2 separate regions of the Homo sapiens genome follow, and region 1 is linked to region 2. Evidence: read pairs that join two places in POLR2A ChIA-PET (ENCODE). Cell type or tissue: Caco-2. All regions are shown on one strand. Links, peaks and the distances in the headings refer to the core of each region. The heading gives the core; the rest is flanking DNA.

What was found. Peaks named below come from ENCODE experiments on the same cell type or tissue, not always from the same donor. Only the 100,000 strongest peaks of a DNase experiment are listed, where the experiment ranks them.
Region 1: POLR2A ChIA-PET joins it to region 2 with 10 read pairs; 2 of 35 experiments call an interaction of 5 or more read pairs at or near these places.

Annotation. Positions count from the first base shown.
Region 1 is chr21:45,010,018-45,017,411 of GRCh38, forward strand. No RefSeq gene overlaps it. Among named protein-coding and RNA genes, the nearest start is that of PICSAR, 9.0 kb to the left of the region's middle. RefSeq lists enhancers at 1,862-3,061, 1,947-2,932, 2,933-3,916, 6,777-7,277 and a silencer at 2,697-2,991. In Caco-2, for the core only: no CTCF peak of the experiment used is centred there; DNase peaks (open chromatin) are centred at 2,514, 2,804, 3,294, 3,757 and 1 weaker place; H3K4me3 peaks cover 1,185 bases.
Region 2 is chr21:45,557,241-45,564,634 of GRCh38, forward strand. It overlaps a transcript of SLC19A1 not described here. Among named protein-coding and RNA genes, the nearest start is that of SLC19A1, 18 kb to the left of the region's middle. RefSeq lists an enhancer at 3,105-3,814. In Caco-2, for the core only: no CTCF peak of the experiment used is centred there; no DNase peak of the experiment used is centred there.

The DNA.
Region 1 (7,394 bases), core at 1,202-6,201, 550 kb before region 2:
TCCATTTTAATTTCTGGCTGTCCGTTGCTGGGGTATGGAAATGCAGTGACTCTTGGCATTGATCTTGACCTTGCAACCTTGTGATGCTCACTCTTCAGCTCCAGCAGCTTTTTGTTTCGTGAATTCCATTAGATTTTTTTGCATAGATGAACTTGTCTTCTGCAAATAAAGACAGTATTATTCTTTTCTTCCCAATAACGATGCCTTTCATTTTCTTTTTTCCTTCCTAATTGCCCTGACTAGAACCTCCTGTGCAATGCTGAATGGGACCATTGAGAGTGCTGTCCCTGACTTGTTCCTGGCCTCAGGGGAAGCACTCAGTCTTTCACAAGTAGGTGTGATGTCAGCTGTCGGGTGTTCAGAGATGCCTTTTATCAGGTTGAAGAAGTTGCTTCTACTCCTGTTTGCCAAGAGTGTTTTGAGAATGCATGTTGGAATTTGTCAAATGCTTTTTCTGTGTCTATTGAGACAATCACATTGTTCTTCTTTCAGTTTGTTAATATGGTGACTTAAATTGATTTTTACGTGTTCAATCCTTAAGACAATCCTGATATATTGGGGAAAATTCTCCTTGGTTATGATGTATCATCTTTTTAATATGTTGTTGGGTTCAATTTAGTAAGCTTTTGTTTAGGACTTCTAAAGGGGGATGCTTGTTCCTATATTCTTCTCCTGTAATGTCTTTGGTTTTCATATCAAGATCATGCTGGCCTCCTGGAAGGACTTGAGAAAAATCCCTGCTTTTCAACTTTCTGGAAGAGCTTATGTAGAATTGCTATTAGCTCTTTCTTAAATGTTGGCTGGAGCTCCCCTGTGAAGCCGTCTAAGCCCGGGGTTATTTTGTATGTGAGAGGGGAAGATTTTTAACTACAGATTCAATTTGCTCATCAGCCTTCTGCTGCCTCTCAGGGGCCCTCTGTGCCTTTCCAGGGTTCTCGCTAGGTGCAGCTCCCCTCTCTCACCCTCTGCCCTGCAAGCTGTGGCTGCCTTGGTCTCCCCGACTCTCAGCGTCCTCAACTCAGGAGATCCCTGGCTCCACCTGCGTCACCTCCCAGCACTGTGACCTGGAAACTCTCTCCGGGAGGTCGGCCGGGCCCTCAGAGGGCTCATCGCGTCCGTGTCCCATTTCTCGGGTCACGGCTCCTTTTTGTCTGATGCCCATTGCCTTGAGGACCCTGGTTTCAATAGTCTTGTCTCTTATTTAGTTGTTTTGGGCAGATAAGTACATTCAGCCCCTGTCACTCCATCTTGTCTAGAAGTGGAAGTCTACTGTCTTTTATTTCTTTCACTAGAATAGTAATTTAATACATGTTTATTGTAGGAAATCTAGAAATACAAAGATACATGAAGAAAATGGTAGGAATCACTTATAGTCTCACCGACAGCTAACACGTTTAGTGTTCTCAACAGCACAATATTCTCCATCTCTGCTGAGACCCATCCCAGCAGAGGGGTGCCCGCACGGCGAGGCCGGCACAGGCCCGCGTGGGACCCACTGCCAACGCCGAAGCCAGGGTGTGACCTCTAGCTGCAGGGCCAAGGCACTGAGGGGCAGCCCCACTCACCCCTCCTTCCAACCTCTCCAGCAACAATCGGTGAGCCCCGACCCTGCCTGGAACCCTGGGGCCAGGTCGTCTGTCTGGACAGCGGCCTACAGGGAACGCACCAGAAGGTGTGGTGGGGTGGTGCCTCCCACCAAATCCACCAAAATTTGAGGAGCAGCCGCATCAAGCCCCTTTCATTGCACGTCTGAATCCCCACGCGTGGCGTTTCCTTAGAGGCAATTTCTGAAAAAGGGATTTCTGCTCAAAGTGTGTGAGCCTGTCAGGCTCTGCCCAGTATGCCAAGTCTGCAGGACCGCGTCACATTTGACCAGATAATTATTTGGGAACAGCACCCGCATGGAGCAGCCCCACAGAAGCTTCGAGCCCACACCTGGGTTCTGGCCCATTGTGTTCACGCCCCCCACACCCCGCCCGACCCCAGCTGCCGCAGGAGGGCCGGCTGATAGAGGTGGTGCAGACATTGGTCCTCACAGCCGGGCAGCCTTGAGGGGACCACACACCGCCCCGCCCAGGGCCTCCAGCACCTCGGCTCACTGCCCCGGTTCCAGCAGGAATGGGGGCCACACAACCCGAGAAACACAGACCACGCCACTGCCGAGCTGCACGAGCTTCAGCTGCAACAAATCGCCACAGAGCAGGCAGCTGCAACATCAGAAATGGACGTTCTCACAGCTCCAGGTCCAAAGTGGTTTCACTGGGCACAATAAAGGTGTAAGGTGTCTGCAGGACTCCTCGAGGCTCCTGCCGCCTCAGCCCCCGCGCTGCCCCCTTGGCCTCCCTCTCGTGGCCAGCAGAGCAGCACAGCGCTGGTGACACGTGGTCTGGTGGGGCAGACCTCCCCTGCTAAGAACACCAGAGGCGCCTCAGTCCCACCCGGATGATCCGAGATAATCCCCCGTCTCAGGGCCTCTCACTGAGTCCCCCCTGCAAACATTCCTGCCAGGTGAGGTCACTTTCCAGGGATTGGGGCCCGGACATTCCAGGGCCATCACTCAGCCCACCACACAGTGAAAGCACAGGATGCAGTGTCACAATCAGACCAAAGAACTGTTCCTTAGCTCCTCTTAGGGGCAGAATAGAGAGCACAGGGCTGAGGAGTGGCCCCCTCATGGTCCCCCTATCTCACCTGCCTCAGGTCACCTCCAGACCCTTTAACACCCAATGGTGACATTTCAGAGGCAAGGAACAGATGGACAGAAATCAGGGATTTGTGCCTGCAGGGAGTGGTGGGCGGGGTTCAGGGCTGAGCGAAGGAAGCTCCGGCAGACAGGTCCTGGCAGGAGGCTGCAGAGAGGAGGCGGCACCTGAGCCCGAAGGGAGCAGCTGGGGAAGAGGTGTCTGGATGGGACATGCCTGCCACTGACCCAAGTCTGTTCCTGTGGGTTACCCATTTCCCACGTAGACTTCTTAAGGATGGCAGCCTGGGCAATGCCCTTGTCTCTGTCCCCAACGCACACCTGGAACTGAGGGGGGAACGCATCTGTAGTGAAAGGAAGAGAAAGAGTAAAGCTGCAGCAACTCTTGGAGGGCTGAACCTGGGAGCCCAGGGAGGTGAAAGCAGATGGAGGCCCCAGTCCTGGGGAGGTGAAGGCAGGGGCAGAGGGGCCTTGATGGTGGTGGGGCGTGGTGGGGGCGTTGCAGAAACAGCAGCCAGGCTGGTGACTCTGGGGACTCCCCCTGCAGGGAGAGGGAGGCCCCGGCTAAAGGCCAAGGCTGCCCCGCACCCAGCGAGCTGTGCAAACAGCCAGCAGAAGGCCCACCGGCCCTCTGGGGACAGAGCTGAACTCACCCTGGGCTCTGCAGTACCACCAGGGGCAGCCTGCTGCTACAGGGCGGGCTCACACCTGGGGGAGCTGTGGGCAAGCAGGCCCTACCTTGGGGGCTGGCACTGCTGTGGGTCCCCTGGCTTTCACAGACCGACCACTCATGCCACCGGCACCAAGCGGACCTGGGACCTGCACGCCCTCGGCTCATCTGAGGGTGATACTGATGGGCTGTGCAAGGTCCCCAGACGCTGATGGGACCTCGATCCCAGCCAGTGTCAGGGCTCTTGACACCACCGCGAGAAGGAATTCAAGGACAAGTCCGAAAATAGTCAAAGTACAGAGATTTATTGCAAAGTGAAAAGTCTACACTCAAGAGGGGAGTTCGCGTGGACTCACAAGACAGTCGCGCAGTGAGGTTTGGGGCTGCTGCCTTTATGGGTTTTTTTTTAAACCAAGGGGCAGAGTCCAAGAAGATTCCTGGAAAAAGGTGGAGATTTCTCAGAACTGTGGTCCCACCAGTTTTTACTCCAAACATGGGTGTTCCCAGAACTGTCCTGGCACCCATGGGTGTGGGATTTAGGATTTTTTTTTTTTTTTTTTTGAGACAGAGTCTCACTCTGTTACCCAGGCTGGAATGCAGTGGTGCGATCTCAGCTCACAGCAACCTCTGTCTCACGGGTTCAAGCAATTCTCCTGCCTCAGCCTCCCGAGTAGCTGGGATTACAGGCATATGCCACCACACCCAGCTAATTTTTGTATTTTTGTAGAGACAGCGTTTCACCACGTTGGCCAGGCTGGTCTTGAACTCGTGACGTCAGGTGATCTGCCTGCCTCGGCCTCCCAAAGTGCTGGGATTACAGGCGTGAGCCACCACACCTGGCCTGGGATTTAGGATGTTAATGAGCGTATCATGAGGTCCTAGGTGAAACCCGGGTCAAATCCAGCACCGGGGTGGGTCCAGTTGGTCTTAGCCAGCTGGGCCCGCACTCTGGTTTTCAGGGTCTTACAGCCTGAAATCTATTTCAACAGTTCCCTTTGGCTGGTCCTGGAAAACTGCTGCCTGGAATTTTCTATCCTCTTGCAACCACCCTGTATGATTCCTGTCTCAGGGGATCTGAACTCCTGTTCCCAGGGGGAAGACAGCAGGAAGCCAATACACACACACACTGTGGGCAGAGAGAAACCAAGTGGCAGAGGGGAGAGAGACAAGAGGGGCCGCCCCCGCCGAGCAGGGCCTGGTTGGGGGAGGAGCCACTCGGGGCCCTGGGCGGAGACAGAAGGGGCAGCAGGTGCGAAGCTGGCAGGTTCAGCCCGGGCCAGGGGAGCCGAGAGAGGTGCGGCGAGGGGCAGGGAGGCAGGAAACAGTGTGCCAGGCCCCTGGGCCTTGAGAGGGGTTAGGGTTGAACTCTGAGTGCAACAAGAGGCCCAGGAAGTTTCCAGCACGGAGGCAGACAGGACCTAGTGTGACAGCGAGGCTCCCATAGTGCCGTGCGCCAGCTAGCATTATAAGGACTTTGCATTTATTAACTATTCTTATTTCAATGTACGGAAAAGGCTGAGGCCAGACGCACAGGCAGCTGCGCCAGGCTGGGACTCCCCACTGGCAGCCACCATGGGGCTCTGGAAGCCCCTCCTGTGCTGAATGGAGAGCCCCAGGATCTTTGCTCATCTCAATCTTTGTCAATTCTTCCGACACCCCTCACAAATGTGAGTGGTTGGTCTAAGCTGGTCACAGTGGGAGAACCCCTGGCTTTGGGGATTGGCTCACGGTGGTCCAATCAGCACAAAGCCCTGTTGCGGTCACAGCCACCCCAAGATGGGAGGGGCAGCGTGGGCAGAGGGTGGAAATGGCCCCCCATCTCAACCATCCCACAGCCCTGGATCAGCCATGCCTGAAGCCCCTGCTGCCCTGAGCTGCCCAGCTCTGGGAGCAGTGAAGGTTCTGGGAGCCAGTGAAGGTTTTGAGGGGTGGGCAGTGTGAGAAGAGGCTCCTGTTCGTTGCACCTGGAGCATCCTGAAGGTAGCAGGAAGGTTGTAGAACCGGGATGGGGCCACAAGACAGGAGGAAAGGAAAAGCAGGGGAGGGGAGGGGCAGGGCAGGGGAAAGGGGGCCGTGGAGGTGCTCGGGGGGCATCAGGAGCAGAATCCACACCTTGTCACCCCCACAGCCCCCACCTCTGCAGATCTCCAAGGCTTGAGGAGCCCCTCACACTCACTGAATGAGCCCTGAGGACCCCTGACGGGGCCTCCAGACTCAGAGTCCTGTTTGTGGGGCCACGGCCCAGCCTGCCCTTGCTAAGTAACTCTGAACTCGATTTAGACACTGGGGAAGGATTCTGAATTCAGTCCAGCGTGAATGCAGCCGTGAGGCCAGGGTGAGGCGGCCCTCACGGTGGTGATTGCCTAGAAGTTTCTTATGAAGCAGCACACACATAGTGTGACCGTCTATATGGGACTCAAAACAGGCAGAGACACCCGTGGAGACAGAGGTTAGAGCCACAGCCACGTGGCCAGGGTGGTGTGGACCTGTTTCTGGATCTGCCGCTTTAAAGTGTGTGTTTGGTTCGTGAACACTTGCTGGGGGTCCACTTACGCTTTGTGAAACTGGGCTGGGAACCTCACCTTGTAGAAGCTGCTGGAAGCAGAACACAGCATCCCTATGAGGGGGTGTGCAACTTTTAGGGGGCTGTGTCCCACAGCACAATGGGTAACTCATTTGTTTGAAAGCTGTAAGGCAAAACACATTTTTTTCTTTGCCTTTTTGTTGGTAGTCTGCATAAACTCAGCTGTTTTCTAGAAGTCAGCAAATAGCCATCCGTTTCCCTCCATGATGCCAAGGGGCCAGATGTTCGGGGAATTGCCCAGCAGACGTGGCTGCACCCCTCTGAGAGCCAGCCCAACCCAGCTCCGGCCTTGGTGGCTCCTGGTGGAAAAGCCTCTGCCCCCAAGCGTCCCCTTGGTCCAGGAGAAAGGCGGAGGCAGCCCGGCTGCTCATGCCAGCACAGCCTCCATCAAATTAAACATTCTATCCATTTACTTGATGGATGTTTGACCAGAGGAATCCAAAATTTAAATGTAAGCAGTGAGCCTGCTTTAAAGTGAATGGCTCATTAGGAAACAAAGCATCCCATGAGATCAATACTTGGCTTCTGAGCTCTGCTTTTCTGAAGGGATCGCTAAACGCCAGCAGGCAGGAGCAGCCAGGAGCTCCAATACCTTGGAGGGGGCGTTGAGCAGGCATCTGCACCAGCTAGGTTTTGGGGTGACTGCACCCCTTGAGTTGTGCGGCTGGGTGTCTTCTGGTGACGGACAAGCATGCTTCTCACTGTGGGAGCTGTCACCATCGCACACACCAGGCCCTGTTGAGACGTCAGGGCAGTAACAGGGAAGCTTCCTCAGGCTCAGAAGGAACAGATGGGCCCTGTCGGGGAGTCGGGGAGTCAGGGAGCCGAGGCCAGCCATGGAAGTCCTCAGCCAGGGAGGGTCCACATCTGGGGGAATCATGCCCAGGTGTGAGGCCCTGGGCTGGACAACAGCAGAGACAGGATGACCCAGGGGTGGTCTGCTGGTCCTGGCCCTCGTCCCCTGCTGGGAGGATGTCCAGTTAGGCCTGGAGCAGTGCCAGACCGTCCACCGCAGCCAGTGGGGGCTGCTGACGAGGATGCCTCCGATGTGTTTATCCACAGTGTCACTTCCTTTTTATTATAAAGGGAATGTGTTTCCTTTTGGGAACTTGAGAAAATACAGATTGGCAAAATGAGGACAATGCAAATCGATCGTATTCCAGCCACTCAGATACAATGACTGTTGGTGTTTATTCCACTGCGTGACATTTCATCTGGACATGGGGCCCCACTGTTGGTGTCCATCACTGTGCACCATCCTTGTGACCGGATGCTCCACGTTCCCTGCGTGCACACACTACAAAGCCCAGCCCGCTTTGTAGACATTTGGTTATTTCCAGATTCTCACTATTGTGAATAACACAGCAATGAATACTGTGGTGACCTTATGTCGTTCATCTGCCTAATGTCTATTTGGGGACCCTCCCCCAACTCTTGGC
Region 2 (7,394 bases), core at 1,386-6,385:
AGAGCACTGGGGCTCAGACAGCGGCCCGGGAGATGGGTCTTCCCTATCAGTGGAGACAGACCTTGGCCTCGTGACACCCTGGAGTCCCCGGCTTTGACCCCGTAGCCCGTGCCACATTCTCCTGAGGCTTCTCGTCTGCTCTGGGTGAACCAGGTGCTGGCCTGTGCCTTGTGGCCCCAGCCTGGCCCTGAGCCCCGGGTCCTGCACACCTTGCTGGTAGTCTCTGTCACAGAGACGGTTGGGCCCGGAGGCTGCTGGCATGTGAGTGTCCGCCTGGAGTGTCCTGCTCCAGCCACAGCCCTGCAGTGGTTCATGGCCAGAGCAGAGGAGCGAGGGCTGGGGGTTTGTGCAGTGACCAGGACCAGGGTGCAGGGGCCCAAACCAAGGCCACTCACTGCCCTGAATTGAGCAGAAGGGATGCTCTGAGGCTCCCGGGGAGCCTCAACCCTCCACCACACTCAGACAGTGTGCCTCTCTTGGACCGTGTCCTGCGCTCTGGTGACTCTCGGGGATGCTAGTGAGGAGCTTGTCCCGGCTCAGGCTGAGCCCTCTGCTCAACTAACAGCACAGACGCAGCCCAGACAGTTGCGGAGGGGAAGCAGGTGTGGGGGTGGCCGTGCCCTCGGCACTCGGACTTGGCCTCCTGAGCCCAGTGGCGTGGGGAGTGATAGTGTGATGCTCACCTTTGCCTCCTGCGTGTCTGACGGAATCATTCCTGTTTAGACATGAGCTCCATTCTTCGGAGGGCATGACCAGGAGGCCACCTATTTGGGGATATTTTTAGAGTCATGCCATCCAAGGCAGTCTGTGCCGAGTGGCTCCATATTCAGACAGCGGCGGCATCGTCTCCAAGCCTGGGCTCAGTGGTTAGCACGTCCCGTGCTGACGAGAGACTGGAGGCGGCTTCTGAAAACCCTTCGGGGCCAAGGCTCTCTAGTCGGACTCCACACGGCTGGTGACAGATCAGGCCAGACAAGTGCATGACACCCACCATCCAAGACGACAGGCTGAGACCCCCCAAGTCCAGGTGGGCCACGGCTGGCTGGACCTCAGCTGGGACTCGGACATGCTGGCTCTGCAGCCTGGCCCCAGGGTGTGGGCCTGCAGCTCTGGCTGCTGAGAAATCCCCAGTGGGCCCTTCAATCTTTGAAGGATTCGCCCCATTGTCACTGCAGTGAGACCCCCTGAGAACCCGGGAAGGCAGTGGTGCCGCAGAAGGGGTGCTGGCCGGCGAGCCTTGGGGATCTTCCCAGGGATGCAGCAGGTGGGGCTGTGACCAGGCTGCAGAGGGTGTTTCTTCTTCGTATGTGGCCAGTGTGACTTGAGTTCAGCCCCAGAAATAAATGTGTGAGAGGACTGCGTTTGGTTTGAGCGAGGGCAGGCACAGGTAGGGAGCGGAGCTGCTACAGGAAGCCCTGCGGCTGGGAATCTGAGGGAGTCGGGGCAGCCTTGTTGCCAGGGCAGGACAGAGTACGGCCACCTGGTTGCTTGGAACAAGGTGGAGCTGTGTTCCAATTTCTCAGCACACAGGGAAACACATTTCAGTTAAATTGAATTTTCTTTTTCTTTTTTCTTTTTTTTTTTTTTGAGGTGGAGTCTGGCTAGGTCCCCAGGCTGGAGTGCAATGCTGCAATCTCAGCTGACTACAACCTCTGCCTCCCAGGTTCAAGCGATTCTCCTGCCTCAGCCTCCCAAGTAGCTGGGATTACAGGTGCACACCACCACGCCCAGCTAATTTTTGTATTTTTAGTAGAGACGGGGTTTCACCATGTTGGCCAGGATGGTCTCGATCTCTTGACCTCGTGATCCATCCACCTCAGCCATCCAAAGTGCTGGGATTACAGGCATGAGCCACCGTGCCTGGCCTAAATTGAATTTTCATGTGGAAGTCAATAACTACATAAATTTGGGAATGTCAGTGGCAGAAATCACAAAGGAAAAGATGAGTAGATGTGCTTGCATCCAACCTAAAAACATCTTTAAGTCAAAAAGCACCATGAAGAACTGCCAGCCCCTCAGCTGTGTGGAAACATCGCAACGTTGAGGCCGGGTGAGTGTCGGTGTCCTGGGTCCATCAGGGAATTGCCCCCATCTGTGTATTTAGGTCGGTGAGGTGTCACCACGCACCGACAAGGAGACAAACACACACACTGAAAATGGCCAGGGGTGTGGGCGAGTCCCCCATGGGGACCAGCGGTAGGCAGCATCCTCCGGAGACCACGGGAAGGCCAGGTCTTCCAGCTCCAACTTGCAAAGATTTGCTAAGATTTATATTTTTTTCCAGTTGTTTTTCAGTCTTTATTTTATTGAGGCCCCTGCAGGTACCTGTGGATTCTGATTTGCAGCTCTGTCCAGGGAGCATCCGGCCAAACCTGGAGCCCGGGGCGTGCGGATGGACCTCTGGACGTGGGGCCACACCTGTGCGCGAGTTTTCTCACTTACTGGCTCGGAGGTGGTTCCACATCAGCACACGCAGAGCTTCCGTGTTCCTTATTAACAGCAGTGAAGAACTAGTCATTCAAATGCGCATCATTCCCTCACACAGGGTATTTTTAAGAGAAATTGCTAGACATGGAGTTTGCTGTCAAAATGGCCCCCAGTGTGACAAGCAGATTTATTTTTACTGTGACATCCATTTCTGATGATGATGGGGGCAGACAGCCCTCCACATGGGCAGTGGGCACAGCTGAACCTCAGGCAATCGGCCACAGCCCCAGAGACAGGATCCGCATGTGAACAGACCACCAGCAGGGGCCAAAACGTCGGAAATGCAGCTTACTCTGCAGAAGGCAGCACGTCACACCCCCCAGCTCCCAAAATGTAGGAAACTGGCTCGTGCCAGGTGTGGCTAGAACGTGGGCATAGGGGAGCCCTGGGGTCACTCATGGAGCATAAACCGTGCAGCCTTCCTGGGGAGCGGCCTGGCCCTGAGAGGTGGGGACGCCAGGGCCCGGCAAAGTCCTCTCCAGGATCCACCCCCCAAGGACTCCTCCCACAGCCACACAGGGCCCACACAGGGACGTGCCCACGGCTCAATGAGGCCAGCAGGAGCGGGACACTCCATGTCCATCACCTTGGGAGGGTCAGGCAAAGCGCACTGGGTGCCCACTATGGCCCCCACAGGAGCTAATCCACCATGCAGCAGGGAGGGGTCTTGGAGACGCTATGTGGGAATGGGATGTGGCACTGGCACCCCCGCTAGGGTGCCCACGGTGGCGCCCACAGGAGCTAATCCACCACGCAGCAGGGAGGGGTCTTGGAGACGCCATGTGGGAATGGGATGTGGCACTGGCACCATGGTAGGAAGCGAAATCAGAGTCCAAACAAAGAGACACACACTCCTCCAGAACAGGAGGGAAGAGACAACACCAGCAAGGACGGCCGCACACGGCGGGGCAGGGGAGCGGAGGTTGGAGTTGGGAATGAGGATTTGAAGGACCAAGAAGAGGAATGACAAAGGTGAGGTGCCTTGCGGAGTGGTGACAACAGTGGCCAAGTGCCAATGAGGAGGACGAACCCAATGCTGGGCTGAGGCCAAACAGACAAACAAGAAGAGCAGCACCCAGGCTTGGAGCTGAGGGAGGCCCGAGCCCCGGAGAATCGGCGCTGTCCTCTGAGCTGGCCTCTCTGATGCTGCTTTCTCCATGATAAAGAGGCGCTCTCACGGCTGGCGGAGGGAATGCTCATGGCCTGGCTCAGCCTCAGCTGCTGCTCTTACAACTGCTGTGGTCATTCCCTGCCCTTAGAAACGAAGCTGCTTCCCAGCCACCCATGTGCAAAGGAAGAAGGAAAGAACGAGAATAAACGACCAAGCCTAATCCACTTTCCCTGCCTTGCGAACCACAGTATTTTCTGCTGCCGTGCACTTGGAGAGAGCAAATGTCACCGAGTCTTGTTGAGAAGACAAGAGAGGCAAGAGGTCTGAACAACACCCAGCTGGGGGCAAATGCCTTCAGACAAGCACAACCAAAGTAAAACAGGAACGAGCAATGACCCTAAAAGATGTGCTAGAAATAATTGACCAAGTATAAAATAAATATTTGAGTATTCTATTGCAGTAACTTGCCATGCCATTCACTTGTAATAAATGAACCTCTTTCAAGTTAGAACATGTTGCGTTTGTGCAGCCAGGATTAAATATGGTAGGTCTGGGGCCCGGAGCGTCTCCCGGTGTTCCCACTCCTGGCCTGGTGGGTTCCAGCTGCAAGTGCTGGACTCTGCATTGGAAGTGAGGGTGAGGCCGGGCGCGGTGGCTCATGCCTGTAATCCCAGCACATTGGGAGGCTGAGGTGGGCAGATCACCTGAGGTTAGGAGTTCGAGACCAGCCTGGTCAACATGGTGAAACCCTGTCTCTACTAAAAATACAAAAATTACCCAAGTGTGGTGGCATGCACCTGTAGTCCCAGCTATTTGGGAGTTTGAGACAAGAGAATTGCTTGAACCCAGGAGGCGGAGGTTGTAGTGAGCCAAGATCATGACACTGCACTCCAGCCTTGGGGACACAGCGAGACTCCATCTCAAAAAATAAATAAATAAATAATAAATAATTAAAAAATTAAATAAAAAGTGAAGGTGGGAACCTGCACAGCAAAGAAAGATAAGACTTCCAGGCTGGGTGCAGTGGCTCACGCCTGTAATCCCAACACTTTGAGAGGCCAAGGCGGGCAGACCACAAGGTTAGGAGATCAAGACAATCCTGGCCAACATGGTGAAACCCTGTCTCTACTAAAAATACAAAAATTAGCTGGGCATGGTGGCGGGCGCCTGTAATCCCAGCTATTCAGGAGGCTGAGGCAGGAGAATCACTTGAACCCAGGAGGCGGAGTTTGTAGTGAGCTGAGATCGCGCCATTGCACTCCAGTCTGGCAACAGATCAAGACTCTGTCTCAAAAAAAAAAAAAAAAAAAGACAAATCCAGAAATGCACACTAACTCCAAAGGGTTTCCTTTTAATCTTAAGACAGTTATCAGTCAGAGAGCTCAGGCATGAACCAAAATCTATGTTTGTGGAAAATGATACACAGACAACACTCACCACACAGGTGCATCACACTGACACGACACCACACGCATTCACCACATCGGCATCGTAAAGGGAAGCCCCAGTGACTACGGAACATTTGTGACTGTCTCTGGGAAGTTTTTCAAAAGGCCAGTTCTGAAAACTTCCACTAACAGCCTGGGAGGAACAGAACCTAGACTCACTCTCCCCCATGAAACAACTGAAAAAAACAGGCAAATATGTGAAGCAAAATGTTTTCAGAGCCTGGTCTCCGGCAGCGTGGTGCAGTGCTCCCTGAGAGACGTGAAACAAACGGGTTGAGACCTAGAGCTGCCGGAGCTCATGACCAGGAGAGAGTTTCCAGGATGCAGCACAGGGAAAAGGAATCCAGGCAGAACCACGGTTTCCTACAGCTGAGGAAACACAGCTGGGAGCCTGCTAGGCAAAGATGGCCATAAACCACAGGACGGAGTCCCAGACAGAAAGGAGCTGTACTTACGGTAGATTCCAACAATCCGCAGAAGATCCTCCTCCGGTATCTAGGTGTGAATGGATCAGAGGGGAAGGAGCTGAATTTACGGTAGATTCCAACAGTCCATGGAAGATCCTCCTCCAGTGTCTAGGTGTGAATGGATCAGAGGGGAAGGAGCTGAATTTACAGCAGATTCCAACAGTCCGTGGAAGATCCTCCTCCGGTATCTACGTGTGTACGGATCTGTGCAGGTGTGAGAGGCAAATACTCAAGGCCAGGGAAAGACCATCAGAAAGAGAAGCAGAAGTGACCCTTAGAGCTCATGCACAGGCAGGAATGTTGCCTGTTCCGCCAGTCAGAGCAGAGATCTCATGGCCCATGGGACGTGGAGTGGAGCACTCAGAAGGCTTTGCCACAGTAGGGGAGATAAACTCGTTCTAGGCTAAAAACTGTTCTGACCTTGCCTGAAACGTTCAAAGCAAGCCTCGGGAGAAACAAACTGTTTCCATGTAACTTAATTGCATTCCAGAACAAAGCTCAAGAATATTTGTAGGAAGACAAAAATGTCAATTATTTAACAAAGTAAACTCAGAATATCTGGCATGCAATCAAAAATTAGTGGGCATGCAAAAAAGAAAAAGAAAACGTAACCCAAAATGAGGATATAAATTAATCCATAGAAACAGATCTAGAAATGACAAAGAAGGTAGATTTAGCAGAAAAGGACATTAAAACAATTATTGTAACTATATTTTTATGTTCAAAATGGTAAAGAAAAGAGTGAGTATTAGGAGGAGACACATTGAAGATTTAAAAAAAAAAACACAAATCAAACTTCTAGAGATGAAAACTACAACGTCTGAGGTGAAAAGTACACTGGATGGGATCCCCGCAGATTAGACATTGAAGAAGAACAGATGCGTGAACCTGAAGACACAGCAACAGCAATAGAGACTGTACAAAATAAAACACACAGAAAAAAATACTTAAAAAATGGACAGAGCATCAGTGAGCTACAGGACAACTTAAAGTGCCCTAATGCGTGTGTAATATTAAGGCACTTTAAGTTGTAAAACAAGGATTTGAACAAGGTAAACCCACAAATCCAAGAATCTCAGTAAACCCCAAGCACAAGAAATATTAAGAAAACAACACCAAGTCACATTATAATCTAACTGCTCAAAACTTGTGTTAAAGAGAAATTTCTTAAAACCAACTAGAGGGAGGGAAAACTTCACATACAGAGGAATGAAGATAAGGATAAGGATGGATTTCTGATTGGAAACAATGCAAGTGAGAAGACCATGGAGCAACCTCTTTAAAGTGCCAACAGATTCTTTTTCTTTTTTTCTTTTTTCTTTTTTTTTTTTTTTTTTGAGACGGAGTCTTACTCTGTTGCCAGGCTGGAGTGCAGTGGTGCGATCTCGGGTCACTGCAACCTCCGCCTCCCAGGTTCAAGCAATTCTCTTGCCTCAGCCTCCTGAGTAGCTGAGTCTACAGGCATGCTCCACCACGCCTGGCTAACTTTTGTATTTTTAGTAGAGATGGGGTTTCACCATGTTGGCTAAGATGGTCTCAATCTCTTGACTTTGTGATCCACCCGCCTCAGCCTCCCAACGTGCTGGGATTACAGGCATGAGCCACTGCGCCCGGCCGAAAGTACCAACAGATTTTTAAAAAGTGTTAGAATTCTATACCCGAGAAAAGCATCTTTTAAAAATGGAGGTGAAATAGACTTTTTTAGGAATCCAAAGACTGAAAGATTTCATCAACAGTAGACAAATGTCATATGACATGTTAAAGGCAGTCGTCGGACAGAAGGACAATCTGAAGCTGGACAAAGGAATAAAAAGTATTGGAAATGGAAAATATGTGGACGAATATTAAAAACTTACTTTTAAAATATCCTTAAAAGATAAC